2 separate regions of the Mus musculus genome follow, and region 2 is linked to region 1. A link is a loop called in an ENCODE intact Hi-C map of the cell type or tissue named here. Cell type or tissue: heart. All regions are shown on one strand. Links, peaks and the distances in the headings refer to the core of each region. The heading gives the core; the rest is flanking DNA.

The links. Hi-C counts contacts between places; a loop is a spot of excess contacts. Peaks named below come from ENCODE experiments on the same cell type or tissue, not always from the same donor. Only the 100,000 strongest peaks of a DNase experiment are listed, where the experiment ranks them.
Region 2: a loop joins it to region 1, with 2.6 times the contacts of the local background. A loop is called at or near these places in 5 of 42 quality-filtered maps.

Annotation. Positions count from the first base shown.
Region 1 is chr5:103,906,258-103,922,041 of GRCm38, forward strand. It overlaps Klhl8 (kelch-like 8), which reads right to left and starts at 5,002. Exons shown (of 10, transcript NM_178741.4): 1 at 4,859-5,002. In heart, for the core only: a CTCF peak has its summit at 8,754 (motif pointing right); no DNase peak of the experiment used is centred there; H3K4me3 peaks cover 144 bases; H3K27me3 peaks cover 513 bases.
Region 2 is chr5:104,039,097-104,054,880 of GRCm38, forward strand. It overlaps Nudt9 (nudix (nucleoside diphosphate linked moiety X)-type motif 9), which reads left to right and starts at 7,768. Exons shown (of 8, transcript NM_028794.4): 1 at 7,768-8,050; 2 at 11,482-11,721; 3 at 15,176-15,271. The coding sequence starts at 7,944. Mir5619 (microRNA 5619) reads left to right here and starts at 8,907; the gene lies at 8,907-8,967. Gm52783 (a long non-coding RNA gene) reads right to left here. Exons shown (of 3, transcript XR_003955769.1): 2 at 14,181-14,244; 3 at 11,719-12,205. In heart, for the core only: no CTCF peak of the experiment used is centred there; a DNase peak (open chromatin) is centred at 7,775; H3K4me3 peaks cover 2,624 bases; H3K27ac peaks cover 2,310 bases.

The DNA of each region.
Region 1 (15,784 bases), core at 5,223-13,222:
TTGCCCTCTATCTTTTGGAGAAATATGTTGGCCGTGTCTAACACAAGGCACAAGACTAGCAGAGTCTTGTGAGACACACAGTCTGGGAGTCTATTAGCTGTGGAGGCTTGGGCGAGTCACACAATCACTCAACCTGATGCTTTCCTGTCAGGCGGTTCTGAAATTTAAATGAAGTGATACGATATAAAGTATTTGGCTTTGGATTTAGTTTACATGAGGCGGCCAAGAAATGAATGTTTTTACTGTAATTAAGTACTGGACCAGAGGTTTTTGGGAAGAAACACAATTCTCCAATTAATAATTTTTTTACAGCAGAGAAATAAGGCATGCTTATGGGCATTTTGGGTGCAAATACAGAGAACCCTCCACAGACAAGGACTACTTACATCACCCTGTCAACCTCTTCTTACACAGACAGATACACAGAGATGCGCATACAGTGCTATCTTGACTGAAACACTTTACATACACACACACACACACACACACACACACACACATATACATACATACATGAATGACACCTAAATGACAGTATCATCTGACACCTAAAGAAAAACTACTTTTAACTGTAGTGGATAAAGAGGCTCAGAGAGGGTAAGAAAGCCTATCCAATACCACAGAGGTGTAAGGCAGGAGTCAACATTAGTAAGCCTGACTACATAGCCCAAGTCTCATGACTATCCAAATATGGCACTGGTTCTAACTCCGTGGCTGTGCCTATGTGTGTCTTAATGAGCACCGAAATAGTATCAATAATGATCTCTCCATACAACAAATACTTTCCAACTTCTTAGAGCTCCAAAGTAGAAAGGCACCCATAAAAATCACTCATTTTAAATTGTAGTAATCCTATCAGGATTTTTATTTTCAAAGATGACCACCACTTGTTTTTTACACACAGCTAATCTAATGCAAACTCTCAAGTAAAGAAGTAAAGAATTCTTTATTAAAATGAAGCAGTGGGGCGATCTCATATACAAGAAGCTCCCTACGAGCACCGCCACTGTCCTCTCATGGACGTTTGCTCACATCGTATTTATGAGAAGCCCGTCTGCAGAGACACAGTTCTGCTCCTTGCTTCACAAGTTCCCGAGTATTACAAGATCATGAGCCTTCTGCGTTGTAAAGCATTCAGATTTCCAATAAATCTGCCCAATATCAAAAGGGGGGAAGCTCAAGGAGAAAGATGCTACCCTGTGGGAGCGTGCAAAGCCCAGCACTCTGTCTACCCCTGCTTCTAAACTCTACTGTAAGAATGAATTCAAACTCAGAAAGATACTAATGCTAAGATTCTCAAGATAAATGTAAACTGTAACAAACTAAAACCATAAATTACAATCTAGTACTGGATCTAGGCAAGACAGTTACATTTTTCTGTAAATCATACATGGTATGTGCTTTCCAAACCAACAATTCTAAGTGTCAAAGAAGTCATCAATTAGGATTTAATAAAGCTTTACTCTTTTATTTAAATATTGTGTAATTAAATTTAAATGAATATGGCATAATTATAAGCATGCCACATAAATATCTTCTGTGAAAAGTAAAATAATTTTCTTAGCGTTTGATATTCTGAGAACAAGAACATCCAAATTTTAAAATAAATCAAGTTATCTTTTAGCATTTAAGATAATACTATTAATAAGGCTGTAATACAGTACTGGATCATCTACTCTAATGCTCATCTAAACTGGCAGGCAAGGTAGGAAGAGTCTACTGAGAGTGATGGTCGGCCAGGCCCTGCCTCCAGAAGGCGGCACTCCATCACCAACACACCTCCCACTCTGGAAGGGACTCCATCTGCTTCAAACATCTCATTTTCTCTCCTCTACCACCTCACTCCCATTTTTAAAAAAAATCTGCAAGTTTTCTAATAAAGAAAGCTTGTAGACAGTTGAAGCCGGTGGTTCCTGTAATCAATCTCCCTCTTTCCCTGTGTGTGCGTGTGTGTGTGTGTGTGTGTGTGTGTACAGTGTGTATGTGTGTGTGTGTGTGTGGTGTGTGTGTGTGCGCAGTGTGGTATAGCCTGACAGCACATGGCTTGTCTACCCAAAGCCCCACAATCAACACGAAACACTCTTGCCAAGCCAAATGCAGTCACTTTATGAGATGTGATTGTGAATACTGTAATCCCAGGAACTTGGGAAGCTGAAGCAGGAGGATGTGAAGTTTAGAATCATCCCAGGCTACACAGCAGAATGTTGTCTCAAAAATACAACAAAGTAACAGAGGGAAAAAAAAACCTTTTGAGAAGAAGAGGACTTCCAACCCACTTTGAGTGAGAATCTGTTGAATCGGGCCTACTCTCCAGCAAACAGAGACAGACACAGAACTAATTCTTAGACTCCTGGAAGACCAGAGTTCAGAGTGGGGGGTCGGAGGTGGGGTGGGGGAGTTTCCAAGGTGTCACCAGTCCTTCCTAATTTCTAGGTCTAGTTTGCAGGGACCAATTAAATAAATCATAAGCAAAGAGTCAGGCAGAGGCACAGTCAAGTATTAAAACTCCTGCACCACCGGCCCCTCAGCAACAAAGCGAAGGCAACAATGTCTACACAGCACTGGCCACCAGGGAGGAAACTGCACTGGGGCTGGAAGAATATGCAGTGTAAAATGGCCCCCACATACAATAACGACTTAATCCTCACAATTCCGGGAAGACAGAGGCAGGCGGTATTTTTATCCCTCTTCCCCAGCTAAGGAAACAGGTTCAGATAACAACTTGCCATGATTAAACAGCCAATGAGTGGAGAGCAGGGATTTTAACCCAAGAACTAATTGCAGACCTGAGCTCAGTCCACTATTATACCTCCTCAGAGCAGAGCAAACAGGCTGACCGACCACACATGAGATGCTGGCCCAGGACGCAGTAAACAGCAATTAGTGTATTCAATCTCCAGCACTGCAAAAACGTTTTTTAATTAGAAGATTTGAATATCCGATTTCCTCTTATTTCATTACTTAATATAAAACTTTCTTCCAGAGAAAGATATAATTATACTAAAAAGCCTACCACTAAAAATCATGGCTTTTTGTTTTTTTAGGAAACATTTGTTCCTGCTCATGTTTTTAACTCTTTATATACAAAAATAAATTATTTGTTGAAAATTCAGACATAAGAAATGGCTTAAGCTGGGTGGTGGTAGCATATGCCAATGCTGACTCTGGTGATAGATGCAGGGAGATCTCTCTTGAGTTCATGGCCAGCCAGTCTATAGAGCTAGCTAGTTCTAGGTCAGTCAAGGCTATACAGAAATGCCATCTCGAAAATCTGAAAGAAGAGAAAGGAAGGAAGAAGGGAAGGAGGGGAAAAGCTTAAATACCCATTTTTAGCCTTTTGTTTAGATTTTGCTGCTGCTGTTTTGAGACAAGACAGGCCCAGGCAGGTCTCAAACTCAGTGTAGCTGATGATGACTCTCAGCTTCTGGCTCTCCTGTCTCTCAAGTACTGGGATCACAGGTACACACCGACACATCCAGTTTGTGCAGTGCTGGACATGAAACCCAGGTTAGGCAAGCACTCTATTTGAACCCTAACATAAAGGACAGAATTTTGAGAGATCATGAAACATCAGTGTAGGTTCTGATACCACGAGGGACTTTACAACAGGGAGGTTGGGTTTCTGTAGGAATGGGGAAATTATACACTCTGGTTAGCTTTCGCTGTGACTTCAAATTAGGATTTGGAATTTATTAAGGAATGTGTAACGTTACAAATTAATAGCACTAACAGTTATCAAATGCTAAAAGAATAGTTTTAAACGTAAAAATTCAGACTGGAGATGTACTCAGTGGTAAGTAGTGTGTTCTCCCGGCATGCTCAAGGTTGGGGGGTGGGAGGTAGAGTGGAGGGGGAGGGGTAGAATAGGAGAGGAGGGGTAGAAAAATATAAGAATGAATATAAATCCAAGCGCATACAGCTGAATACAGCATCTTGTGACTTCTTTTTATACTTGTGTTCCAACTATTTGGTATTTTCAAGGCAACATGACTAAAGTTTTAAGTAGGTCAGTTGGTTTGACTGACAAACCAAAAAATAGGTGCCAGGAGAAAGCAGGCAGAGAAGCAAAGGCTAATGATAAAGCTACCTGCACGCAGTTCACAAGCTCTGGTAGCACTAGCAGAGGGTCTCTGCTCAACTAAACGTACCCCACCCGCCCCTTAGCACGGCCAGGGCTCACGGAAGATGGGGAAACAAGACTGAAAACAATTAACGAGGGGGGGGGGGGCGGGGAGAGAGAGAGAACAGCATTAAATAGAAAAAAGAAAAAAAGAAAAAAAACCCACGTGTACCTGGCAGGTTAATTACTGTGGCAACCCAGGTTCTAAGTAAGACCTATTGCCCAAAGTATCTGCCTACGCTAATACCTTAAGGTAAGAAGCAAAATATAAAGGTAGGCAATTAAAGCAGGTTGGCAAGAATATTCAAAACTGCGAGGATTTCCACGAAATGCATGATAATAAATACTGCCTGCAGGAAAAGGAAGGTAACAAGCTCCCCAAACCGTAACATCAGGGCCGTGCAAGCCCGGGAGACGGTTGGGAACCCCAAACTGTGTCCACAAATCGGGGACCCTCCCTGGAGCAAGCCACGAGCTCAGCCTGGAGCAGCGCCACCCGGCCGGGTACGGATTTTGCAGGAGCCCCGCGAACCCCGGGAGGGGGACACCCCTGAAGTCGCCCAACCCGGACCCCGAGCACCTGCGCCGCCGCTCAGGACAGCGCGGCCCGCGAGGCCCGCCCGGATCCCTTCGGTTCCCCGAGGGAAGGCGCCGGCGCCGCCCGGCAGCTCCTCACCGACGCGAGCGCGGGTGACCGCTCCAGGCTGAGACCCGCGCGCGGGATAACGCAGCGGTTACCTCTGTCCGCGGCCGCCGCGCAGGCCGAGCCGCCACACCCGCTCCGCGCCGGCGCCGCGCCAGCCCCGCTTGGACACCCCGGGGACGCGCTCACCGGCCCGACCGCTCGCTCGTGCCCGGCTCGGCCGAGCGCTCTTGAGAGCCGCGGGGGCGGGGCGGGGCGGGGCGGGGTGGTGAGGCACGAGCGTGCTGCGCGCCGCACTCTGGGAAATGTAGTTCTCTGTTGCCTCTTTGAAGAGCGCGCCTGCGTTTCCCTTCCATCCCTCCCAGTATTCATCCCCTGCGTGGGGAATATCCCAGATTTTATAGCTATTCCTATCAGTTTTATCTCATGCTCTGCAAAATGTATACAAAACAGCTTGTGTCTGCAAAGCAAGGAAGTAATTGAACTAAATACCGAGTGTTAAACACAATTGCTAGTATAAACTGGTGAGATAAGGCAAACTCTCAGTAAAGTTGCTGGAAATGTAGGGAAAAAGAGCAAGGGCATATATTAGGATAGTTCCCTGAACTCTTTTTTTCCAGGGCATTCTGAAGCTTCCAGAATCTTCAAAGCATATTCGAAATGTAGCCATAGACCAGGTGGCTTGGTGCAGGAAGATAAGGTCAGCTGTTCCTGTGGCTGAGATATAAAGATACAAATTGGATCCAGCCTAGGCAAACCACAGAGACTCCAGCTGGGCCTGAAGGAGACAGGTGTCATCACCTGCTCACTTGCACTGGTTTGCTTGTGCCAGCTAGACCCCAAAGGTCCCAGAACCTGCTCAAACATCACCCACGGGTGGGAACCGTTGCCTTAGGGCCACTTCTGCAGGGCTCCTCGAAAATGAGGATCCGAAGTCCCCTGAAACAGAGAGCTCAAATCCATCCTTCTTCCTCAAGTGGTTTTGGTCACGTATTTCGGTACAGTGAGAATAAATTGCTACAACTCTGGACCTAGAGAGGAATTTCTGTTGGCATAGCGGGTTCAGGCAAAAATAATAATAATAATAATAATAATAATAATAATAATAATAATAATAAATCTTAAAGTTAAATATTCATAGCAAATGGGGAAAAAACGAGGGAGCGGGGCAGCCAGGACAAGGACCTGTCCTTAGAGGGATACATCCATAACAACAATTTCACCTAATTATTTTACATATCTATAAAGTGAAGATAAACTAAAAAGAAACGAAGCATGTGGTTTTCTAAATCTAGAGATTTTTCTTAGCTTCATTTGAGAATACACAAGCTGGTTCATAAACAGAGGATATTAGACTCCCCTACCCTGATCTCTATGAATTAAAACCAGAAAGGATGTGATGACACCTCCTGAGTAATTATCTGATTGCACTGGGTGGGAATAAACGGTAATGTTAAATCCCAGTCGGCATTTGCATTTTATATTTTAAGTCTCCCCCTCTAATCCTGGATTAAAAGGCTTTAAACCTCCACCAACATTTCAGATGCTGTCTGCAAATGGATTCGGAAAACTTAATCAAGAAGACAATTTCATCTTCATCTGTAAAGGAGATGAAGCTTGCAGGCAGCAGCAGGAAAGTCTGGACAGAGTTGCGGAACGTCTCAGCGTGAAAATGAACCATCAAGACAATCACCTCCCTGCTGCAGCACCTCACTGGCTTGTATCCCTGTCTGCCCACTCATGGACTCTGACCATCCCCTTCCTCTATGCCAGTCTTACTTGTTTAAACTTCTCTGAACCAGGAGTTGTGGAATCCCAGCATTCAGGAGGCAGAGCAAGCGTTCCAGACCAGCCTGGGCTACATAATGATAACCTCGGGCTAACCTGGGCTACAGCAATGAAAGCCTGTCTAAAAAAACCAAAACAGAAAAAAACGGAAACAAAAAGCAATTACCTCCTGTGCTCTACCTCCAAGACACATTGGTGTCTTCCTTTCCTGGCCTTGGCTCCGTGGCTCATTTTATGCTAATAAATTAATGATAGTTTTCTGTCCGGTACCCATGTAATCAATCTGACAAAGTTATCTTTAAATCAGACTAGAGAGATGGATCAGTGTTTCAGAGCACTGGATGCTCTTCCAGAGGACCCAGGTTCTGTCCCCAGCACCCTACTGGTTGACTTTGGCCAGCCCTGGCAAGGTGAGCAGGGCTCTGGCAGGCTTTGCCCCTGTCTCCCATTTCTTCTGCCTTGCTAAAACCAGTAGATTGCATTCCTGACACCAGCCATCGAGGTCTGTCGCCTTATTTGACCACTTCCCCTCTTGAGGCTGACGACCAAAGTCCAACTATTGAAATGATGATGTCCAGCAACCAAAAGTCCCTTTTGGCTCACCTGCCCAATCAAAACAAACCAACTCATCATAACACGGGGCTTCTCTCTCTTACCCTTACAAAACACCATTTTCCTATAGGTCACATCTGTCCCCACTCTATGCAGAGACAGTCTTTTGTCCCTGCTTTAGGACAAACATTCTCCCTCCCCCCCTCGTTCCCTTCCCCTTCTCCCCTGTACTCTTCTCCCTCACCCTCCCTCTCCTGTTGTTGTCTCTTATCTCCTGCCCTCCATCCCTCTGGGGTAAGTAAATCTTGGTGTTGGCTGAGAACTCGGTCTTGGGGTGTCCTGGGCCATTGCCCATCCTTTCAGTGGTGGCTAACAACAAGCAGTAACTCCAGTTCTCAAGGATCCAAGACCCTCTACTGGGCCTCTGTATTTATGTGGTGCACAGAGGTATATGCAGATAAAACACTCATATACATAAAATAAGATATACACAAATCTCAAAATAAATGAACAACCCTCTGCTCATCTTCACTCATCTCTGAAATGTTTGAAGTTCCTTCATTTCTGATTGGACTTTATCATTTCTGCTTCTTTTGACATGTTGCCTGTGGAATCCTAACCACCATCCGCTATTACTTAGACTTTTTAATCAGGAAGGCTCACCCACTCCTTGTCGCCTCCCCCCCCCCCCACAGTGAGACCCTCTTTTTATCCTTACAGTAACACGAATCCTCAAGCATTTTAATTAATTTTTACTTATCTGCAAGTTTCTTAGACAGAAAAGAGAAACATAGTACTTGATACATACTATGTTCTTAATAAATGATGCCTGCATACACATCAGCTTTGAGTAATTAATTGTTTTGCATACATGTCCAGTCAAGGGCCAGGTAGTAAGTAACTTTATTAAATAAACCTTGTCCCAGCTCTCCAGCTCTGCTTCGTAAATGACAGTAGCTAGTTCTCACTGCGGCTCCAGATACTTGTGTAAGAGACAATGTGATAAAGGTCCGAGTGAACGGTGAAGGGCACACCTCTGGACGAGGTGGCACTGTTAGAAGACATGCTCACCAAGAGGTTAGTGGGTGAGACTAAAACAGGAAGCATCTTTGAGATGGCCACTGGCACTTCAGCTGTGCTCCTTGGAAATCCCCAGTGTTGACAGGATTTTTAACTTGTTACTAATCTGTCGTGGTGGTGGTTTTTGTCACTTTTTTTTTTCTTATTTTCAGTTTTACTACTTTGTCATGCCCTCGTCTAACCAGCTTCCACACCCTGCTGACCCTGCCTAGGTGCGTCTGACTCAGTCTGCACATGGAGGGAACTGGAATTCTCTTTGGAGCAATATATAAAATGTGAGAGTAAGAGCAATTGTCGTCCCATTCAAAATGATGACAATACGAAAGTGAACAGCTGGGCCTTGGACACAGGGTGGAATTCAGTGGTAGAGCATTTCCCTAGTTTGTGCCAAGCCCCAGGTTTGTTCAGCAGTTACGAGCACATACATGAACACACAGGCACACAAAGAAAAATCACTTGCAATAATTATTTTTGAAACATATCTAAGATGCTTCAAAACAAAACTTCATTCACACTTACTTTTTAAAGATTTGTTTGTTTATCATGTATACCATAGTCTCCCTGCATGTATAACTGCATACCAGAAGAGGGCACCAGATCCCATTACAGATGATTGTGAGTCACCATGTGGTTGCTGGAAATTGAACTCAGAACCTCTGGAAGAGCAGCCAGTGCTCTTAATCGCTGAACCATCTCTCCAGACCAATTCACTTTTTTTTTTTCCCCGAGGCAGGGTTTCTCTGTGTAGCCCTGACTGTTTCAGAACTCACTTTGTAGACCAGGCTGTGCTTAAACTCCAAGATCCACCTGCTTCTGCCTCCCAAGTGTTAGGATTAAAAGCATCCACAACCATTACCATTTTCTTCATCTTTATGGTTGGAACAGGCAATATGTTTTCATAGCAATATGTTTCAAGTTCGTGTTTTCCAAATTATGAAAAGTGTTTCTTTTGCTGGGTCTGAGGTTTTTCCTGTGTAGCCTCAAACTCTCATCAGCCTTCCTACCTCAGCCTCCTGGGTGCTGGGACTATATAGGCAAACACGACCACAGCTGGCTTTGAACACACTCCTTTTTTTTTTTTTTTTTAAATTTATTTATTATATGTAAGTACACTGTAGCTGTCTTCAGACACTCCAGAAGAGGGAGTCAGATCTCGTTACGGATGGTTTTGAGCCACCATGTGGTTGCTGGGATTTGAACTTCAGACCTTTGGAAGAGCAGCCGGGTGCTCTTACCCACTGAGCCATCTCACCAGCCCAACACACTCCTTTTTATTAAGCTATAGTTCCATGTGACATACTCTCGGGCATTAAATTTACATCTTCATAATACACTTTATGTCTGAAAAAAATTTACAATAAAAATAAAAGAAAGATCTTCTTAGCTGCATCTCCTTGCTTTCTTTCCTCAGTCAGAGAGCTCCAGCATTTTTTTAGTGATGAATGTAAAAGTTCACTTCTTATTCCTTCTTACAATTATCTACAAAGTACAGATGGCTACGAGACAGAAGGCCAGGTGTTTCATTAGACTTTGTTGAAAATTTCTTTAAAAGGAATTAAGCAAGCTTATGGGAGGAAATATCTGTCTTATATTTTTTCTTCCTGGGAGGATTTTAGTGTGTGTGTGTGTGTGTGTGTGTTTGTGTGTGTGTGTATCTCAGCCCTCTTGGAGCATAGTGGTATTTGAGGATGGATGGAAGTCATGCATAGGATGGCGGGAAATGATAGGAGGATTGTGAGTCTCCGGTGATTGATCCTTGAACCAGAATCTCAGTCCTACGTTATTTCCGTTTAGACAATGAAAGCCACGGATTCACTGAATTTTGTTTTATACAGTCAGACCCGGACCTGGTTTAAGATCATACAAAGAAACGTGTGCAATACGTACGTCATGGAGAATCTCTTGGGTATTAGGTTAGGATAAATTATGTGAATTTCTTCTTGCTCATGTGATAGTATCCTGACCTCCCGACCCTTGTGGAACAGAATGGGATAGAGTTTGAGCGCAATCATAGCTCAGGCATGTCTACCTAAGAAAAGTCCAATAATGGATCTGGACTCCAAATCTTAGCTGCATTTCACGGTTTGAGAACACAGTGGTGTGTCAGGAGGTTGACACACCCTCACTCCATGAGGAAAGAGCGCAGAAGTTCTACATTTTGTACCCTCCCAGACCGCACCTTATGAGGTCTCTTCATTTGGCTTGTATTCAACTGTGTTCCTTATTTTTAAAAACCTAATTATAAATATAGTGCAATCCTGATTTGTGATTCTAAGAAATTACGGAACACAAGGAAGTCGTGGCAGCCTCTGAACTTGTTGCTGATTGGTCAGAAGTGGCGGTCTGAGTCTCCCTGCACCTGATTGGTTAGAAGTGTGGGGCGGGGTCTGAGGCTCCCTGCACCTGCTGTTGGCATCTGAAGTGATGGCAGTCCTGGGACGTGTACTGCCCTTAATCAATGGGTTCTACACTAACATTGGGAAGTTTGTATCAAATTTCACTTGAAGGTTGCATCTGAATAGTGACCTCCTCCAAGACAGCCCCATTAAATGCTTGAGGCCCTGTAAATCCGGTTATAAAAAAGTAACATTTGCATAAGCAAACTATGTCTGCTTCCAAATCACCGTGTGGCCTGCTACATTTTCCTATTTCCCTTGGTTTGTAATAAGCAACTCTGTTCTGTGATCTCCCCGTTACTATTAGTGAAGAAAGAAGTTGTCATAACCAAAGCCAGGTGGAGATCAAAGCAGGAGCCGCTGGACTGGATGTAGCAGGGTGTGTGGATTTACCTGACTTTGATCATCTTGCATTGGAACTTTGCGGTTCTCATGTTGCAATCTTTGTAGATAAGGCAATTGTTTCCCTTTAATCAAGTGGGTGATTTGAAGCCACAATCTGAAAGTCATACACCCGAAACCTTTGCTCACACGACAAAGAAAGCCCTTCAAACCTTTGCTCACACGACAAAGAAAGCCCTTCACATCCCCTGAGTAATCCCCTTTGGGACTTAGAAACCAGTATTGAAAATTGAAAAAGGTTATAATTTTCTACTGCCTTTTCATGAAGCAGAGCCAGAGGGAGCCCTTTCAGCCCATTTTCTCAGAGGCAAAGACAGACTATTAGGAGAAAACTGCCTGCTGTTCAGCCTATTTGGAAGGTTCCAGTTGTTCCCTCAGCCATTAGCTGCGACTTGAGTTATACGAGCTTAGAGGGTAATTGCGTGTGTGCCTGGACGGTTGAGGCACCACACACAACTGTCAAGCTGAGAAGCAATGAGGCCATGGAGGGCTCTGAGCAGAAGATGTGTGATCACCCTTGCTGCAAGCCCAAGGCGAACAGCCAGTTACACACCAAGGCACCCAGGACTGTGTGTGTGTGTGTGTGTGTGTGTGTGTGAGCATGTGTGTGTGCTTGTACATAATCGAGTATGTGTGTGTGCAAGTGTGAATATGCATGTGGGTGTATGCATATAAGTGTGCCTGTGCTTATTATGTGACTGTGCATGAGCATGTGTGTGTGCATGCATATGCATCTGTGTGTGCTTGCATGTGCATGTGTGTGTGTGTGTGTGTGTGTATGTGTGCACATGTGTATGTAAACTGAGCCCAGGGTCCTGTACTTGGTAGGTAAGCACTCTATCAAGCTATGACCTCCCTCAGTCCATTCCAAATGTTTAAAACCTTTCCCTGAAACATTCCCCTCTAATCTGAAATACTATTTTTCTTCTTTCATTTTCCTTTTACATTTCTTTTAAAACAGGGTCTCATGTAGCCCAGGCTGGCCTCAAAGACTCTGAATCTTGATCCTTTTACTTCCATTTCCCTAGTTCTGGGATCACAGGTGTGCGCACTACACCCAGCTTGAATGTTATTTTTCTTTAGGAGGAAAAAAAAAACCCTATCTTGTAAATAAGTGTCCATTTGACACCACCACACCCTCCTTTGCAACCCAGTCCTTTCCCTTGGGCTCAGCAGCTGTCCCCGGATTCTCTTACAGTCTGCCCTCGCTTCCCCAGGGTGCTGCTAGGAAGCTCTTTCAACACTCAGGTGAATGCATGTGCTGGCTGGTTTTGTGTGTCAGCTTGACACAAGCTGGAGTTATCACAGAGAAATGAGCTTCATTTGAAGAAATGCCTCCATGAGACCCAGCTGTAAGACATTTTCTAAACTAGTGATGAAGGGGGAGGACCCAGCCCATTGTGGGTGGTGCCATCCCTGGGCTGGTAGTCTTGGGTTCTATAAGAAAGCAAACTGAGCAAGCCAGGGGAAGCAAGCCAGTAAGAAACATCCCTCCATGGCCTCTGCATCAGCTCCTGCTTCCTGACTTGCTTGAGTTCCAGTCCTGACTTCCTTTAGTGATGAACAGCAATGTGGAAGTGTAAGCCAAATAAACCCTTTCCTCCCCAACTTGCTTCTTGGTCATGATGTTTTCTGCAGGAATAGAAACCCTGACTAAGACAATCTACAAAGTTAATAAAGATGTGAATGGATTCTAGGGGGAGCTAAAAGAGAAACAGCTGATGAACACTCTGCAGGGAGCCTCCTGATTAGAGCGTGCACTAAGTAAGAATTTAGCTTTTGGTGGCTCTGTGCAAGGAGGAGGTTAGAACAGAAACCCTTCACTCTCGTCTCCCCCTCCCACAATATCCTCAGGTGACACATTTGCTCCCAGCTGCCAGAGGAGGAGGACTAAATCTGTTACTTTACTACAAAAATTCTAGCTCTTGTGACATTAAGCAGACTGGAGAAAGGTCTGGCTGGATCTGGAGAAGTGTAGGAGAGCAGCCGCTATTACACTTTCCTCATGTTGGGCTAATCACTTAGAACACCTTCATTTCCAACTGTCACGCAATCCTGCAGGCTGGCGCAGGGGTCAGCTGATGACCTACTTTAAAACAAGGAACAGTGTGTGGCTCTCCTCGGTGAGCACTTTTATAGGTCTCACATCCACGGATACTGTACCACAGCTCTCTCCACCTTCCCTGTCTGCACAGGAATTTTTCCAAGAGGGCCTCAGATACCAAACCCCACCAATGCCCAAGCATCAGGATAAAATGCTATACATTGGCGAAAAACCCAGGCATGCACCTGTACGCTTTAAATTGTCCCTAAATGGTTATAAACTCTAACACAATGTAAACGGCATATAAACAGTAGTCTCCCTGTTGTATGGCTCCAGGAGTAGAGATAAGAAAAGAGTCCTGTTCAGAAGGCCTGAAGGTTGGTGAAACAGGAAGCTACAACTGATTGTATCTGAACATTACTTCACTCTTCTTGTGGATTCAGTGTGGTGTCCGGGATACAGTGGACTTAAGCTCTGATCTTCAGAACTTCTTGAAAAAATTTCCCCCCCTGAGGGTGTGCATGCAGGAGTGAGGGAGGAAGGTTGTATATGGAGGTCAGAAATTGGCATTGGCTGTCTTCCTTTATTGCTTCTGCTTTAATTTTGGAGAATGAGTGTGAACCTCAATGATTTGGCTAGGATGACTGTCGACCCCCTCCTGCCTCACTGTGCCTCCCTAGTACTGGGATTGCAAGTGTACACTGCTTCACCTAGCTTTTTAATGTGGTGCTGGGATTAGAACTCAGGCTCCACACTTGCATGTCAAGCACTTTACCAACTGAGACATCTCCCCAGCCCACTTTTCCAAATTGTTTTGATTGGTTGGATCTGCACGGGAACATATTTTTCTGAGATGTCCTAATTGTAAATACACAGGAATATGGGGAGTGGGTAGTCAGTAGCAAGCTACGGGCTGGGAGAAACCCACAACTAAGAATTGCTGTTCTTTAATGTGTGTAAAGCCTTAATTAAAATCCTATCTCAGGGCTGGAGAGGATGGCTCAGCGGTTAAGAGCACTGACTGCTCTTCTGAAGGTCCTGAGTTCAAATCCCAGCAACCACGTGGTGGTTCACAATCATCCGCAATGAGATCTGACGCCCTCTTCTGGTGTGTCTGAAGACAGCTACAGTGTACTTACATATGATAATAAATAAATCTTTGGGCTTGGAGCAAGCACTTCTAGGGGTTAACAATGTACCTGTCCCACATTTGCTTTACAAAACACTTTCTCTTTGAGATCCACAGAAGTTTCCCAACTGCTACCCATGCCTTGCTGCTGGGATTGGTTACAGGATCTCCCTGCCCACCCCATTTCCCCTTTTCTGGCCACCATCTTCAATGCCTCTATAAATTCATTTATCTAAGAAATCTCTTGTTCTCTAGAATTTCGGTTGAACAAAGTAGTCCGTTCAGGTTTAAGATCCAGGACCCACAATGTAAGAGTTGAGCATATTTTCTATTTCCACACACCAACTGTTGTGCCAAGCCTGTTTAAACTCAATTGTAATTGTTCTAGCCCCCCCCCCCCCCGCCCCCTTAATTCCTTCTCACTACCCGTTCTGGATGGACTTCTACAAAATTATGGGAGCGGGAGAGAAATCATTTTAAACCAGTACTTAGAAAGAACAAGCGGGCTTGTTAGGATCTGTATGCTGTCGTCGCAGAAGCATTCCTGAAACCCAGGGGCACGGGTGGATCACTCAAGGAGAAGCTAAACTCCCGTCCAGCAGGCAACGCAACTCTACCTAAGGGCTCTTCTGTCTGCCAAACTAGCATATGAGCAAAAGAAGACAAAGAATGGTGGGAAGTTTCTCTGGTCTCCCACGCCAAAACCACTTTCAACCAGTGGGCAAAAGGAGCCGGTGACTAAGAGTCACCGCCCTTAACTTACTGTTGGAGAAGGTAACTCCCAGGTTCTTTGTGGGCTGTTTTCTAGAGTTTGTCAAGGGACCAAACCCAGTGTCCAGCGCGAAATTTGAACCAGCAAGCAATCAGTACCAATGCTCGATGCTCCGTGTTTCTTTCTCTACCATTCTTTCTGTCACCGGTTCCTCTAAAATCTCTTCCCAAAGAAAAGCTCTTAAATCGTCACCACAGGTTCACTCCCTGGACAATCTAAGGAAGCTGCTGCTGCCCAGAGCCAGCCTTCTACCACAAAGGGCTCCTTACGGAAACGTGACTACTCTGGTGTAGTGTATTAACCTGGGTCGTGGTAGAAATGTATACGGACGTGATGATGTTGGTCTGGACTGCCATCTCTACAGAATGTAGAATCACCAAAAAGGCAAAGCCTCTCAGCGTCTGTGAAGAGGCTTCTAGATTGTTAGATTGTGTTAACTGAAGGGGGAGACCCACAATATGGCTGCATCATTCCGTGGGCGGGGCTCCCAGATGAAATAAGAAATGGACGGAACACTGGCATCCATTGATCTCTGCTTCCAGAATATGGACACACGGCCTCATGCTCCTGTCCCTGAGACTTCCCTCACAAGAAGGATCACCTTGGAACTATAAATCCAAGCAAACCCGTCCTTCCTTCGGTTGCTTTTATCGTGCAGCTAAGGCCTGGTGTGACTTCTGGGTGGCAGTACTTCTTTCCTTTGCTTTCATGATATCTTTGCATAGCATTTATTATTATTATTACTATCACTACTACTACTCCTGTAGTAGTAGTGGTATATTGTTTGTGTGTCTGTATGTGTGATGGGGGGGGGGGGGTGTGTAGTGGGATGATGGCTTTATGCCAGTGCTGGAGATG
Region 2 (15,784 bases), core at 4,643-12,642, 130 kb after region 1:
ACTCAGAAATCCGCCTGCCTGCTGGGATTAAAGGCATGCACCACCACTGCCTGGCCACTTTGCACTTTCCAGGAGGACAGATGGCCTCTAACATAATCATATCGGGTCCTTGTGGGTGTATCTTACAACCTTGGCATTAGAAAAGCCCTATGGCAGATAGATATGTTGTCCAGGTGAGTTTGGTGTGTTGTAAGTTTAGGCATGGGCAAAACTGATTGTGGCAGCAGTTACTAGATAAAAAAGCTGCGATAAGAGAGAACCTGGCTGACATAGTGATAAAGGCGGTGAGTGTCATAAAGTGAAGTTCTAAAATGAAGCTGAGGCCAGAGTATGCACGATCTTACAAGTTGTGGTAATTTGATTTCACTTTCAAAAATCGTGTGTCTGTGTGTGAGCTGCTGTGCATGTGTGGAGGACAGCTCTGTGCAGCTGATTCTCCTTCCACCTTTACATAGGTCCAGGGTCATATGGCAAGCACTTTAAGGACCCCTATCTGAATTCTAAGTGCATCTGAAATCATTAAGTCGGGGTGTGGGAGTGTGGGGTGGGGGGGGGGGAGAGGGGCCTGGAAAGATGGCTCAGCTGTTTCCCAGATCCTTTATGATGCCTTACAACTCTAGTTCCAGGGGATCTGCTGTCCTCTTCTGGCTTCCATGGGCACTGCATGTACCTGATGCCCTTATATACATGGAAGACAAGTAAAAATAATCACAGGAGAGCAAGAAAAAGCTGATGATAGGTTTGACTAGGGTGACTGAGGTAGACAGAGTGAAAATGAATCTGAGCAATAAGAGTCTGCTAATGACTTACATGTGGAGATTAGAAAATAGGAGTCCTCTAAGATAATTCTTGGGTATTCACATAGGTCATATACTACACATGGCTTATGGCTCCATTTAACCGTATATACTCAAAATAGCTGAAGTGATGCCAGTCTTTTTTGAAATAGGTCTTGCTGTTCAGACCCAGCTGCCCTCAATATCATCCTCCTCCTGCTTCAGACTCCTGGCTGCTGGAATTACAGGTACAGGCTCCATGCCTGGCATTACGATGTAGTTTTTAGTTGATCTTAATGTATCGATGGGAGTTTCCTTATGGAACACACACTACAGGGAACAAAATTATTAAAAACAAAATTCATGCATATTTATTTCCAACTAGCTGCTTAAATAAATTTATTTCTTTCATGTAAGAAATGTTGATAAAAACCTTGAAAAGTACTTATTTTCAACTACAAAAGTGCATTTCCTGAAATCTCTTTCTTGCAACACATAGCAACACACCATAAACACTGTCCTTGAATGAGTCTGTCTTGCCTCACAACGACTCTGAGAGAGAACCAAGGCTGTTCATTTGTTTAGTTACAGAGTGTTTCTTGGGCTCTTTGAATATCCTTGATGTGTTCCATCTTAGAATGCTATGTAACTGGGAAAATACTTGTTTCTTGGCATGGGACGCTCAGGATTTGCTTTTTGGTTTCGGCTCTGCTTGGGCAACAAACAGTACATACTTATTAAAATTTACTCAACTATGAATGTTTGGGACAATGTTGTGTGGGGTGCTGCAGTGCAAGTTAGAAAAACTTATGGGGCGGGTACTCTCCAGGCACACTGTACTGGTTAGGAAGACTCTAGGGGAGGGGATATTGTATAGCCACCCTGTATTGGCAATGCACTGACTAACCCTGCAACTGCTCTAGTAGATTCTTTTTCATTAGTAGCACTTTTATTATTTATTCTTATGTATGGATGTTCTGCCTGTATGTATATTTGTATACCAGGTGCCTGCTTGGTGCCCTATGAGATCAGAAGGTGGCTTAGGATCCCTCCAGACTGGAGTTACAGACAGCTGTCTACGACTATGCGGTGCTGGGAAACTGAACCCAGCTCCTCCAGAAAAGGAACCATTTCTCTTAGCCCCAGCCCTCTCGCCAGCAATGTCCTAGCACATTCTTTAAGGAACAGAGGGAAAGAGAGAACTTGGTTTTCTGAGCACTTAATGTGCTGCGTCTTCTGCAGCACAAACTGTTCAAGGCTTTTCATTTTCTCTACTTTATGTCCAGTGATCTTTACCCTTCCTTAAGGTCTCAAGTAAGTGTTGCTTCTTAGAGCGAACCTCCCCAGCCATGACAGCTCTCTCATCATCCCTCCTCAGAGCAACACGACTCTTTAGTCAGAACATATGTCATGCTTGAGACTTGATATTTATTTGTGTGACTATTATTTTCTTCTTAAACCACTATCTCTCCCCTCACTAGCCCACTGGTTTGTAGGGTAGCCTGATCAACTAGTGTGATTGATTTCACTCAGTTTACATCCACACTGTCTGCTACAGTACTTACAGAAATCAAGTGTTTAATAGTGAACACACACATATTTGGTTAGGAATCGAAACTTCTAGTTATTCAATCTAAATTTGAATCATGGCATAGTAAGCTGAAACACTATCCCCAAATGTACTAGGCACAAATCCCTGGACCCTGTAAATATTTACTGATATGGAAGTCATAGCTTTTTTTTTTTTGGCTTTTTGAGACAGGGTTTCTCTGTGTAGCCCTGGCTGTTCTGGAACTCACTTTGTAGACCAGGCTGGCCTACAGAAATCCGCCTGCCTCTGCCTCCCGAGTCTGGGATTAAAGGTGTGCGCCACCACGCCCGGCTCAATAATTTTTGTTTTTGTTTTGTTTTTCAAGACAGGGTTTCTCTGTATAGCCCTGACTGTCCTAGAAGTCATAGCTTTCATGGGTGTGATTAAGGATGCTGAGATGGGCTTTTTATCCTGGATTGCCAGGATGGAAAAAGTGGAAGGCAGTTGAACACAACAGCAGGGACTGGAGTCATGTGACCACAAGCAATGGAATGGTAGTAAAGGACCTAGAGAGTAGAGAAGGTAAGTATAGATTTTCCTGTAGAGCCTCCTGAGAGTGAGTTTCTGCTGCCATCTTGAATTCGGAATGGTGAAAACTGATTTCTGACTTTTAGAACTGTGAGCTAATAAATTTCTGATTCAAATTATCAATTTGTTATGGTTATAAAAGAAAATGGACACCCTAGCCCTTTCAAACTATTAGGTATTTTGTATGAACCTGAACAAGTTACCTAACGTACAATTTGGTGCTGAGTCTGTATCCTTCTTTCTGGCTCCCCCCTGTCCCCAGGGAAAACCACAGCAGAAGTCCTAGAGAGTGAGGTAGCACTTAAGCTGCATGGCTGTCTGTAGAGATGATACTGTACATTCCTGAAAAGCCCAGTTCCTACGGTATTTATTCCTTAGGCACTTTATGACCTGTTATGCTTGGTTCTCACTGCTCCACTGTGCTGACCATCACAGCTCCTCGTTTTACAGGTGAAGAAGCAGACATGGGGAGGTTAAACAGTTTGCTCAAATTACATAATCAAAATGAAAAATACCACGGGAGTAATTTTTTGAAATATTCTAGATGTGTTTTTAAAATATTTTTGTATCTTATTGCCAGATGCACTCTGTCCATTGAAATAATAGTTGCAGTGTTTCAGAGGAAAGAAAGATATGAGTTAGAACAAAGGCTTGACTGTCAAGTGGGATTTTCAAGTCTCTAGCACAAAATTAATCTTGAAAGCCAAGCTTTGTTAAGTGAAAGTTTAAAAAAATTCTTTCATTGCCCATGAACTCACCAAAACCCAGAACCTGTGGGTGCGAAGCTAAAGAACACAGTAGGTAAGAGGAAAGTCTTCTTCGTCATGGGGCAGAGAGGGAAGCGTCTGACCTGGTACATGATGTCAGAGGGGAAGTGGGAGTAAGTGATACACCAAGAAAACAGTCACTGTCCCCAGGAGGCCCATGTTCAAGCCTGGTCCCCAGACTGCACTGCTACTGAGATGGCGGAACCTCAGGGAGGCAGACCTGTTGGAAGGATGGTTTGGCCATTGCCCTTCAAGGGGTAGTAGAGCCTTGTCCCCAGCCCCTTCTTCTCTCAAATCCTAGCCATGAAGTGAAACTTGATTGTACTCTGCACACAGCGTGCTGCCTGGGCACAAGCCCAAGAGCAACAGGGCCAACCAGCCATGGGAAACCCTGTGCCAGACTAACCCTTCCCATGTGTTCATGTATCTCATTGAGCTCATGGAAAGCTGAATACCAGGTTCTCAGTCCTACCATGATAAATTCTGTTTATCCATTTTAAACTTTTTTCTTGACTGCATCTCACTATTTAGCCCTAACTGGCTTTAAACACAGATCTGCCTGCCTCTGCTTCTGCCGGGATTAAAAGCAACACTACCATTCCCAGCCACTTCTCTATGTTGTGAAGACTAAATCTGTCGTGTGGGGTCTTAATGGCTTTTAGAGCATGAGGATCTAGAAAAACTTCACTAAATGTTTCACTCTCATGTCAGAATTTCTCTCTCTTCCCCCCTGCCTCTTTGTGTGTGTGTGTGTGTGTGTGTGTGTGTGTGTATGTAATCCATGATTTAGCCAAGTAGAAATTTGTTTTCTTTTCTCTTGGCAGGTTGTCCAGGCCTGAGGCAAATATTCCAGGACCCATTAAACTCTCAATTTCCTTCTTATACCCTACTTGGCACAGCTTCTGACAGGGTAGTCAGATAGCTGCTCCATTTTTAGGTGAGCTGACCCCTTCCCAGCAGGGATAAGCATGGACATAGAAAGTACTTGTGAAGCAAGTCAGACCCTCTCTCTCACCAGGGAAACAGCAGGTCCTCACAAGATCACAAGATCCACACAAATAGCTTACACCTTAATCTCACTGACCGCAGAGGGCCATGTGGCCCCTTAGCCGCAGGGAGTGTAGGAGAGATTACTTTCTACTGTAGGCATTCTCCACAGGAACCACAGCTGGGAAGCAGCTGCTGGTGTCCACCCTGGCTTCCCTCTTTTAACTTCTGATTACAATGGTTCACTGTGTCCACCCTCCTCTTTAGAAGGCAAGCATTCCTACCCCAGAGCAGGTGACTTACAGCCCTCTTAGATGGACTGTTCTTGTCCCAGTTTGTCCAGTGGCTAGTAGCTTCATATCCTTCCATCTATGCCAACCATTACTGCCTCAGGAAAGCCTCAGACACTTCTTTTACAATGGAAAGTGACTTCTTCCTCAACCAGTAACTTTCCTCCACAGGAGATTATCTATTCCTTCATAGGGCCTCCCACCCCCCCACCCCCCTGCCCTTCTCCTCCAGCCCTTCCTTCTCCTTTCTTGAGGCAGCATAGCCTCTGAATCCTGCTTTGTGGTCAAGGATGATCTTGAGTTTCTGATCTCTTAAGATGTCCACCAGGCATCTCCAGGGCTTTGTGCATGATGAGGAAGCTCCATGCTCAGTCACTGAGCACTCCCCCTAGTCTGATGTTACTACTTGCTTATCATTCATTTATTTCCCTTTAGTAGAGAGCAGCGCTTTGTGATACAGGGTCTCTCTATGTAGCGCTGGTTTTTCTGGAACTCTCCATGTAGATCAGGCTGGCCTCAGACTTGGAGAGATATATCTATCTCCGCCTCTGGAGTGCTGGAATTAAGGGTGTGCACCACCATGCCCAGTTTGGTATTTATTTTTTAAATACAAAAATTTTTGAGACAAAGTTTTGTATGTAGCCAGGCTGGCTTTGAACTTCTGATCCTTCTGCCCCAGCTTCCAGAGAGCTGGAATTTACATTCATAAACTACTAGGGTCTGCTTTCAAATGCACATTGAACTGATATTCCTAGAAAAATGTCACAACTACATTAATATTCTATAGGGTTGATTAACTGATTAGAAATCAATGACTGTGAAGAGTTGGAATGTTGCAGGTCTAGAGTCAAAATATCTAAATAGCTATTTACTGCCTTCCTTGTGACTATTATATAAATCCCATTTTAATGCATAAACAGACTCTATCCCAAAGAAGATCAGATAACATCTGAGGTCTTTATCAGAGATTTCACTAATTTGCTGCAACTTGGGCTTACCTGATGTTTCCACTCATGTATTTAAAATGTCTTAATTTAGGATTTTGTTCTATTGCTATTGCTATTGAAACTTTATAACATGATATCTGGGGTAACCAAAATCTGTGTTCCTGGGACCAGAGGAATTCATATTTTGCTCCAGAAGAAACTAAGATCCTTTAAGGTGTGAACTATGCTTTTTTATATCAACAATACTTTAAGAAAAATGCTATCTGAAAGAGCTGCCAAAGACAATGCCTGGGCTACAGAGACAGCTCAGCAGTTAAGAGCACTGGCTTGCTTCTCTTCCAGAGGACCTGGGTTCAAATCCTAGCACCTATATGGTAGTGCACAGTCGCCTGTAACTCCAGTCTTGAGGAATCTAAAGTTCTCTTCTGGACTATACGGGCACTAAAGACTTGGGGTGCACAGATACTCAGGCAAAACCCCTGTCCATCCACATAAGTAAGTAAATCTTAAAACAAAACAAAACAAAACCAAACCAAAACCACTAGCCTGTTTGAGGATACTAGTTAAAGTCACAAGGAAAGATTTTTATTGGCTACTGCTGCCGTAGGAAAGCCTACATTATGAACTGGGTTCTAGTTTCATTAAAAAAAAAAACCAAAATAAAAAAAAAAGAATAGGGATCTTGAAGGCCGGGGAATGGTGCTGAAGGATCTAAGGTGTTCGTGTGTGTGTGTGTGTGTGTAGAAACAAACGTGTTTCTTATGACAGGAGCAGTGGAGCAAGCTGAAAACAACCATCTCTGGAAGGGGCTGGAGCCCAAGGTGATTTATCTTCCTGAGTGCTCGCTCACACCTCAACGACATGTCTACCACATCTCCAGGAAACTGTGGGGTGGTAGGCTTATGCCCCAAAGTGCAGAGAAAGAAAATATAATCTTTACTTTGCTCCAGGGATCTGCCTATCTGTCACCAGGTTTGGGCAGGGGTGGGGAGGAAATTTCCCATACTTTTAGTTTTTCTAAGCGGGCATTTTAAGGGGTGTAGTATAGTCACGAAGGCAACGCCCTGAAGTGTTACTGTGCAGTCCTTTTTTCTTGCTGTCCCATCCCAAGAGTGCTGTGGATTTCAGGATACTGTTAGTATTTGATTGGCCTGGCTTTAAGAGCCAACGCCATACGGTGTGTTTTGCAAGGCCCAAAGTTGATGATAGGCTTAGAATATGTCTCATCAACAATTAAACGAATGAAACCTGGAGTGCAAGCCGCGATGCACGCCTGGCTTTACCACTTTCAATCTGGCTAACTTTAGTCCTTCGTTCGTTATTATCCAGACCGCGTGCCACTTTCACAGCTTGTCTGTAAGTTTTGGCTTTGGGGTTCGAAAGTGGGAAACCGAGGCCGGCTTTCCTTTTGGACAAGAGGTTTATCAGAGTCACCAACACCACGGACAGCACCGTGAAGGGGGCTCTGGGGAGCCCAGGCTGCGTTCCAGGGTTGGGGGATTCCCTCCTTAAGGGTTAGGGGTCACGTGACTGGCCTGATCACGTGACCGGCGGGACGCCCACATTTTGTTGTTCACAGGCGGTCTCTGAATCCGGTATGCGGGCAAGTTTCGAAAAGCAAGTTACTTGGCTTCTGGAAACCAAACCAAGGTGTTTCAAGACTCGTCACTGACTCATCCTACGTCTTCTCAAACCTCGCATGGCTCACGTGACTCCTCCGTACGGCCCTCCTCTCCTGGAAGCACGTGGTCGCCCCTGACCCTCCTTCCGCTCAGCCTCAGGGTTCTGGGTCTCCGCGTCCTGCCGCGCCGCGGCACTCCAGTTCGCCTGCGCAGACGGAGAGGCCTGGCACACAGGTTAGTTTGCGGCGTGGCCGTAAAGCGCGGTCGCGCGTCGGGTACGTCGTGGGGCTGCTGGCGCCGCCGGCCAGCGGCGCTGGGGGAGCGCGGCCGGGTCCTAGTGCCCGCTGGCTGCAGGTTCGGGGCTCAAGGCGGGGCTCCGGGCGAGGCCGGCCACCTCCGAACCCTCGCGGGCCGCGCGCCAGGCGCCAGGCGCCGATGGCCGGCCGCTCCCTGGGGCAGGCGGTAGCCACCGTGTCGCTCTCGGTGGCCCTCGCGTCAGTGACTGTCCGGTCCTCAGCCTGCCGCGCCGTCCCCGCACCCAGGTACCCCGATTCTAGGACGGGCTGCGGTTCCGAGACCTCGGGTGGACCTGCGATCCCCTCCTTCCTTTTCCAGAGGTTATGTAGGCTGTGCTGAAGTACTGGATTTTGGGAAGCCAATAGCAAGGACCCTTCTCGATCTCTGACTTTTTAATTTGCCCATCCAGATAAGGCGCCAACGCTAATTCATAGATCACCAGAGTTTGAAGAGCATTTATGGTGTGTTGCTCCGTGCTAGAGGTGATACCGAGTCCATATAATGGAATATACTGTTAATATATACTGTTAATCTGAGTAGCAGACAGTGTTTTCTGTGCGCTGGAAGGCGCTGATTATTGGCTTTTGGGTAGACTGGAGATGAAGTGTGCGCACAAGTGCCTCAGTACTGGGAACCTCGTTCTTTCCCTTCTCTCCTGGGCGAGGTGGCCGCAACTTTATTTCCTAGTGACTTGGAAAGTTTGTAAGTTTGGTTCTGTTAAGTTCTCTGACACCAGTGTCTTCCTTAAAACACATACCACCCACGCCTCAAGCTTGACTTTTATCTAGGAGGCAAACTCACCAAGCTTTCGGTTCCGAAGAGGAAAGAGGTTAGTTCCCTGGCAATTTGGGCTCCGTGTGAGACCGAGTTTGGAATTTCTGTGGGCTTCCCAAACAGGAGTGACATATTCCTTCACCTCATTGAAAATAGAATTACTTCTGCTGTGGTTTGTAGGCCCCACGGTGCCATCCCCTTTCTGCTTTCCTGACAGTGCTTAAAACCCCTCAATCAGAGTGTCCTCTTTCTGCTGGTGTGGGTTAACACCCTTTATACACCTTCTTCAGTGGGGCTTGCTGAGGGGAGAACTTCCTGCTCTCTGGAAGTCACTAATGGCATTTTTGTTGGTTGTTACCAGAACAACGAAAAGCTCATTGGTGATTTCTAGCACGACAGGGAAAGGAACACTTAAAGAAGTATATCCAGAACTGAAACTGCTTATTCCAAAGAAAAACCCAAAGCTAAGTCAACAAGTGTTTGTTGAGTGCCTGCTGGTCTAGACAGATGATTGTAAAACATCTGTCGAGAAACAAAAGACGTGTAACTTCAAGAGTTTTGTGACTACAGTTTTCTTTAGGAGCTTGGCCCCTCATCCACTGATCACCTTCCATGCCCATGTTTATGTAGGTAGCACTAATTAGACTATCTTAAAAGGCTATCTAAAAGGAAACAGAAGGAGCCAGAAGAGGGGGCTGGAGAGATAGCTCAGCAGTTAAGAGCTCGAATGGACTGGAAGATGATCCCTGTTCATTCTTGGTTGCCAGGTCAGGTGTAAACTCCTGCTCCATTGTCAGCTCTGCGCCCCTGTGCAGGACCCATGCATGAACACACACATGTAATCAAAAATAAAATATAAAAATGTAGGAGAACATGACTGATGGGGTGGAAAGCTGGGAGGAGTTGGGAGGCGGATATGATCAAAATACGTTTATGTGTATGTATTCACTCCTATCTCCAGTGTGATACACCTATATGTATAGAATTTTCTAAAAATAAGTGAATAAAAACATATTAAAAACAATTTTGTGACTAACAATGGAGGGAAATCCAGGGCACAGGAGTTAGAATTTTGTAGTTAGAATTTGTGATTTACGTAGTTTCAAAGATCTTTATTAGTAAAACCTGGAAAGTCAGGTTTCCGTTTCTCAACAGGTTTTGTCAGTGACATAAGTTTGTTCATGTGCTCACATGTAACATGTGTGACCCAAAAATTAAGCTGAGGTGCAACAGGAAATATTAGAATTATTTCCAAAGCAAGGATTTGTGTGGGTCAGTTGAGTGGGCAGTATTGCCAGCACTTAGGAGAGTGACTTGCAGGCGTACACTTACCTCTTATAAATTATGGTATTGAAGATTTTCTTCAGTTCATAGCAGCATGCAGCTATTGGATTCCTTTCCTTTCCTCTCCCTTCTTTTCTTCTCTCTCTCTCTCTTTCTTTCTTTCTTTCTTTCTTCTTTTTTTTTTTTTTTGTTTGTTTGTTTGTTTTTCAAGACAGGGTTTCTCTGTGTAGCCCTGGCTGTCCTGGAACTCACTCTGTAGACCAGGCTGGCCTCGAACTCAGAAATCTGCCTGCCTCTACCTCCCGAGTGCTGGGATTAAAGACGTGCGCCACCATGCCCGGCTTTCTTTTCTCTCTTTCTTCCCTTCCCTTCCCTTCCCTTCCCTCCCCTCCCCTCCCCTCCCCTCCCCTCCCCTCCCCCCCCTCCTCTCCCTTTCCTTTCCTTCCTTTCCTTCTTGCCAGTCTTAGGAACTGGTCTTTGCTTTGTAAGATGCATTTTAATAATTTCCTAGTTCCTTTCTGTTGATGGCACAGTCCTGTAATTCAATAAAAAAGATTTAGGCTCTGATTATGTACATAGTAAGTATTCTTGTTCCAGTAGCCAGCGTGGTCCCATAATGGACAGCAGACGTGAGTGGATTAGCATTCCTCTGTGGGGAAGATGCATAGTCTGATTATATTTTGCTATTTATTTTTTAAAAATATTTATGGGTGTTGTGTGTGTGTGTGTGTGTGTGTGTGTGTGTGTGCGCACCTATGCGGTGCCCAGAAGACGATGCTGGTGACTTATTACTCACCGTCTGCCTACTCCTTTGAGGAAGATTCTCTCCTTGAACCTGGGGCTTGTGTCTTTTTGGCTAGGCTGGATCCTTGGGGTCAGAGGTGTGTGTGGGACTCCTGGCTTCTTACATCGGTACTGGGCTCTGAGCTCTAGTCCCTAGTAATTGGCTAAGTAGCTGTCCAAGCAGAAGTGTCATCTCTCCAGCTAATTTTGACAAATACATGTGTTATACACACTTAGGTTTGAGTGAGGAAGACTTTCCTTTTTCAAAGAATTTGTAACTTGGATTTCCAGATCTAGAGCAGCTGAAGCAAGCTTGTCCTCAGATGGGAAAATAGTGAAAACCTACCACTTTCATTTGTTTGTGAGGCAGCCTTCCTGAGCAGGCCAGGCTGGCTTTGATCTGGTGGCTTGTCCAGGGATTGTAACTTTCACTTTACTTAACAAGTCATCTGTCCTACCTCACACTTGCTCCCAGCCTCTTAGGGCCTTGGGCCTGCCTTGTGGATGCAGGGCGCATGCAAATGAAGCAGCAGGGTTTTGAGAGTCTCTCAATGAGATGACAGCAAACAGCTTGCCTTAGAGGTCAGAGGCCTTGGATACCCTGGAGCTGGAGTTATAGGTGGTTGTGAGCTGTGTGGCTTAGGTGTTGGGAATCACACTTGGGTCCTCTGGAAGAGCAGTACACACATGCAATCGTCATTGCCGTGTTATTTTCTGATTTTTACAGGGTTTTGAAATTGACAAATGTTTCTGGATCTTTGAACTAGGTTCTTTAATTCATATGCTTTTGGAATGTCTATAAGATGTTTATCTTTTTTTTTTTTCCTTTCCTTAGAAACACATTTCCAACCTGTGGGTTCCACCTTAACGCCAACATCATGTCTGGTTCTAATGGTGCCAAAGAGAATTCCCACAACAAGGCCCGGACTTCTCCTTACCCAGGTTCAAAAGTCGAGCGAAGTCAGGTTCCGAATGAGAAGGTGGGCTGGCTCGTTGAGTGGCAGGACTACAACCCAGTGGAGTACACCGCGGTCTCTGTCCTGGCTGGACCCCAGTGGGCGGACCCTCAGATCAGGTGAGCAGACTTACGGAAAGCCAGGGTTTTTAAGTTATCATTTGATATTTGAAAAAAATCACGTCAATCCATGCTGGGTGTTGTTGCAAGTGAGTTTCTGCTTTTGCTTGAACTTGTCCAAACTGACCAGTCCATGCTTGCTTATTCTTCGCCAAGTTTTGTGAGGACTTCCCCTAATGGGCAAATCTATTTGGAATCGCCGCTGTTTGTTTTGGAGTAATAACAACTGGTGGTATCTGGTTTTTTTTGCATGTTCTTTTTGGGTTAACAGTTGTGCACCTCTTGTTTCTGGCAGAGCTAGGCCTGGTATTCGAGGTTGTGGAAACATTTGTCAGACTCTTTTCCAGATGACCATAATCCAAGGATGAGCTTGTGAGCATGGAAAGATGGGCAAGAGAGAGGAGGGCAGTGCTTTGATTCTGTCCCTGCGAGAGCTTGGCTGCTTCCTATTTTATGATTATATTCTCTTTCCAGCTTTGCCGAGCTGTAATCACAAAAATTATTATGTATGTGCAGCTCAGTGATGTGATTCATGCATACATCGTGAAATGATTACCACAGTAAAACAGTTAACATAGCCATCTCTAGCCCGTAGACGTCTCCTGCGGTAGGAACGTTCGAGCTCTGGCTTGAGCAAGCTTCAGGTGTTGTCTTCAGAACTAACTAACTGTGGTCACTGAGCCCGACAGCAGATCTTGAGAATTAACCCTCCCACAGAACCAAAACCTCATTCATGCCTTTTCAGAAATGTCATTCCCACTTTGCCTGCTTTTATGTTTCTTGTAGCGATAAATATAACACCGTAGTAGAATGATTTCCTTCTAGAATAGCACTCAGGAGCTGGAGAGAGAGCTCAGTAGTTCAGAGGACTTGTCACTCTCGGGGAGGACCAGGTTTGGTTCCCGGCACTCACATGTCGGTGCTCAGTCATTCATAACTCCAGCCTCAGGGGCTCTAACTCCTTCTTTTGATCTCCATGGACACCAGACGCCCACATGGAGCACTTAATAAATGCAGGCAAAGCACTCATAAGCATAAAATAAACTCAATCTAAAAGTTATCTTTAAAAGTTGTTTATTCACTCTCTTTATTTTAACTATTTTAGTTTACTTATTTTGTTGCCAGGCATTGCTAAGCGTCCAAGTGGTCTTCCCCTACGGTCAGTTCTCAGCCTAAGTTTATAAGACTGCACGTATTGATGCTTTGATGCACGTGCACATTTGAATCAGCTTACACAAACATAGCCTTCTCCTCACACATCCTTACTTTAAGTTGAATACATCCCATATAATTTCTTCTAGCCTTTTGCAATAGTCCATTGCTACTCTGAAGTCACTGTAGTGTGCAATAGTACCAGGACCCTTAACCCTATGTAAGTATTCCTCAGTGCCCCTTGAGTGGGCTGTCCCCACATTCCCCCCAAGCCCTGTTCTATTTTTAGGCTCTGGGGACCTCCAAACTGCCCTCAGTCTCCTCAAGACCAGGTTTGTAGGTTCTACAATACTGAGACCATGCAATGGTGATGTTTTCTTTTCTAATGTATTAACCATGAGCTAGTCACTACATACCGTCCTTATGAACATTGTTTTTATTTTCATATCTGGGAAGCAGACCGTCCATTGGTCTGACATTTTAGGCTGGGCGCGGGCTGGGGGTGTTGCTCAGGTAAAGTGCTTACTGTGAAAGCAGCTGGGCTCTAGCACCAATGGAAGAAGCCAGGAGGCTGGCATGTAACCCCAACGCGGGAGAGGCAGGGCTGTGGAATCCTAGAGCTTGGCCAGCAACCCGGTGTGTTTGGTCAGTTTAAGCCAGTAAGAGGCTCTTTAGTGAGTAGATGAGACTCTTGAGAGTGACCACCATTGGGGTTAACACACCAACCCCAGCACGTCTAACAACGAAAGTCAAGCAAGCCAGTAGATTGAGGTAGATGTTAGGAGAGTGCCAACTACTGGCTAGGAAGCAGAAGTGGACCACTGGATAGCCAGCAGTTCCCCACGTCCAGGCCGAAGGGAGAGTAAGTTCTGCTGTCTTATGGCATAGTGGGTGTTGCTGTTCACAATACTTTGTTAGACATTCTATAAGGAGCTAGAGAAGAGAATTTCAGAAATTCTCTATGTGAAGAAATGGCAAATGTGTATGAAGATGCTAATGACTCTAATGTGGTCATCACATTAAAATCAGTTTTATGTGTATCAGATCATCACTCTGTACCCAAAATATTTACATGATTGTCAATGAAAAAGGCAAAGGGAGCAACACTGTTTGCCTGGTGACGCCTGCGCTGTATAACTTGTAGGAGGAGCCTCAGGCCTCCCTCACGCTCAGTCTGTCTTCTACCGGATGTCCATGTAGGGGGCGCTATGGAGTGAAGAGAAGAGGAAAGGCTGAGAGTGAGGGACGGGGAGGGATGGGGAAGGACCGGGTGCAAGTGGCAGACAGAGTTACAAAAGAGCACTTACAGCTAGTCTTCGTTTGTTTCTTCTAATTCTCATGGAGTTTTGGGCTTGGGTGGTAGATAAGTACCTAAAATGTATTTGAAACAGCAAGTGTAAATGTAATATAAAAATTCACAGCTTCTGTTCTGAATGCTTTTGCTAACTGTATAGAAGTTCATTGCATTGTGTGGGTTCTGAGTCTATTTGCAAAGGTGGTTTGGTTTTGTTTGTTTGCTTGCTTTGTTTTTGTTTGTTTTTCAAGGCAGGGTTTCTTTGTGTACCCCTGGGTGTCCTGGAACTCACTCTGTAGACCAGGCTGGCTTCAAACTCAGAGATCCCCTTGTCTTTGCCTCCCAAACAGAGACTAAAGGTGTGTGCCATGCCTGGCCTATTTGCAAGTTTCTTAACACTGTTTATTTACAAAGTGTTTCTGTTGAGGCATGACATAAGTGTAGTCAGTGCTCATTTCTGAAGTGTGCAGGTGCAGCTCAGTAAATATTGCGGTTCAGTCCAGGATCTCCAGCATTTCCAGAGGATTATGTCTTTTTAAATATCATATTTCTTTTATAGTTGGTAGGATAAATTCACTCCTTGTGAATTTTGAGAATATGAATACTTGACAGTATTAACCAATCAATATGCATTAAATTAAAGTAGCCAGGGTCACTTTGGAACAGTAGAGGTGTCACGGTGTTCAGAGAGATCTTGCAGTGGAATCTTGTGAGAGCCAGCAGTTGGCATAGTGTGTCCACAGACAGTTCTGTATTGCAGACATTTCTGCTCATGTCGGAGGGCTTCCAACCTCCTTACAAGAAGCATACCACAGCTCATAACACTACATCCTTTTCTGCTTTGGCTGAAAGATTTTTTTTTGACTAAATAAGATGATTTGTAAATCAGAACTCAGTCCTAAATATTTTTACTGTTTCTGCATTTATTACGAGTGGCAGTGAGTTATATTTCTAAGCTGCGGGTGACATTTCACCATTGCTCTATGTGCCTTGTCATTCCCATTGCAGTGAAAGCAACTTCTCTCCCAAGTTTAATGAAAAGGACGGGCATGTTGAGAGAAAGAGCCAGAATGGCCTGTATGAGATTGAAAACGGAAGACCCAGGTAGGTGCTGGGTGAAGGGGCCGAGTCTCAAAGGGAAGAGAGGTGTTCAGAGTATAACCGTAAAGCCAGACGAGGTACAGAGTTTATATATGCGAAGTGATCACATTTTCACTGAACTCAAATTGGGAAAGACTGTTAGCAATCTGCATACAACTAGTAAGTGTAGGAATTAAAGGTATGGCTTCACAACTTTATCTTGAAGGTTGAAGTCATTAACTGAATAAATTATAAAAAGGATTAAAATGTATCTTTTCAGTGGTTATTTACTAAAGGAACTAATGGCTGAAAGTAAGAATTTATCTAGACATCTAAGCCTTGTAAGACTAAAAATACTTTGTTTGTGTTGGGGTGAGATTGCCCAGTGGGTAAGTAAGGCCTGAGACAAGGCTGACTGCCTGCATTGGATCCCTGGGACGTACATGGTAGAGGGAGACATTGACTCCTATAGGTTGGTCTCCAACACGCGCGCGTGCACACACACACACACACTAAAATGGAATTCACAAGTCGAGT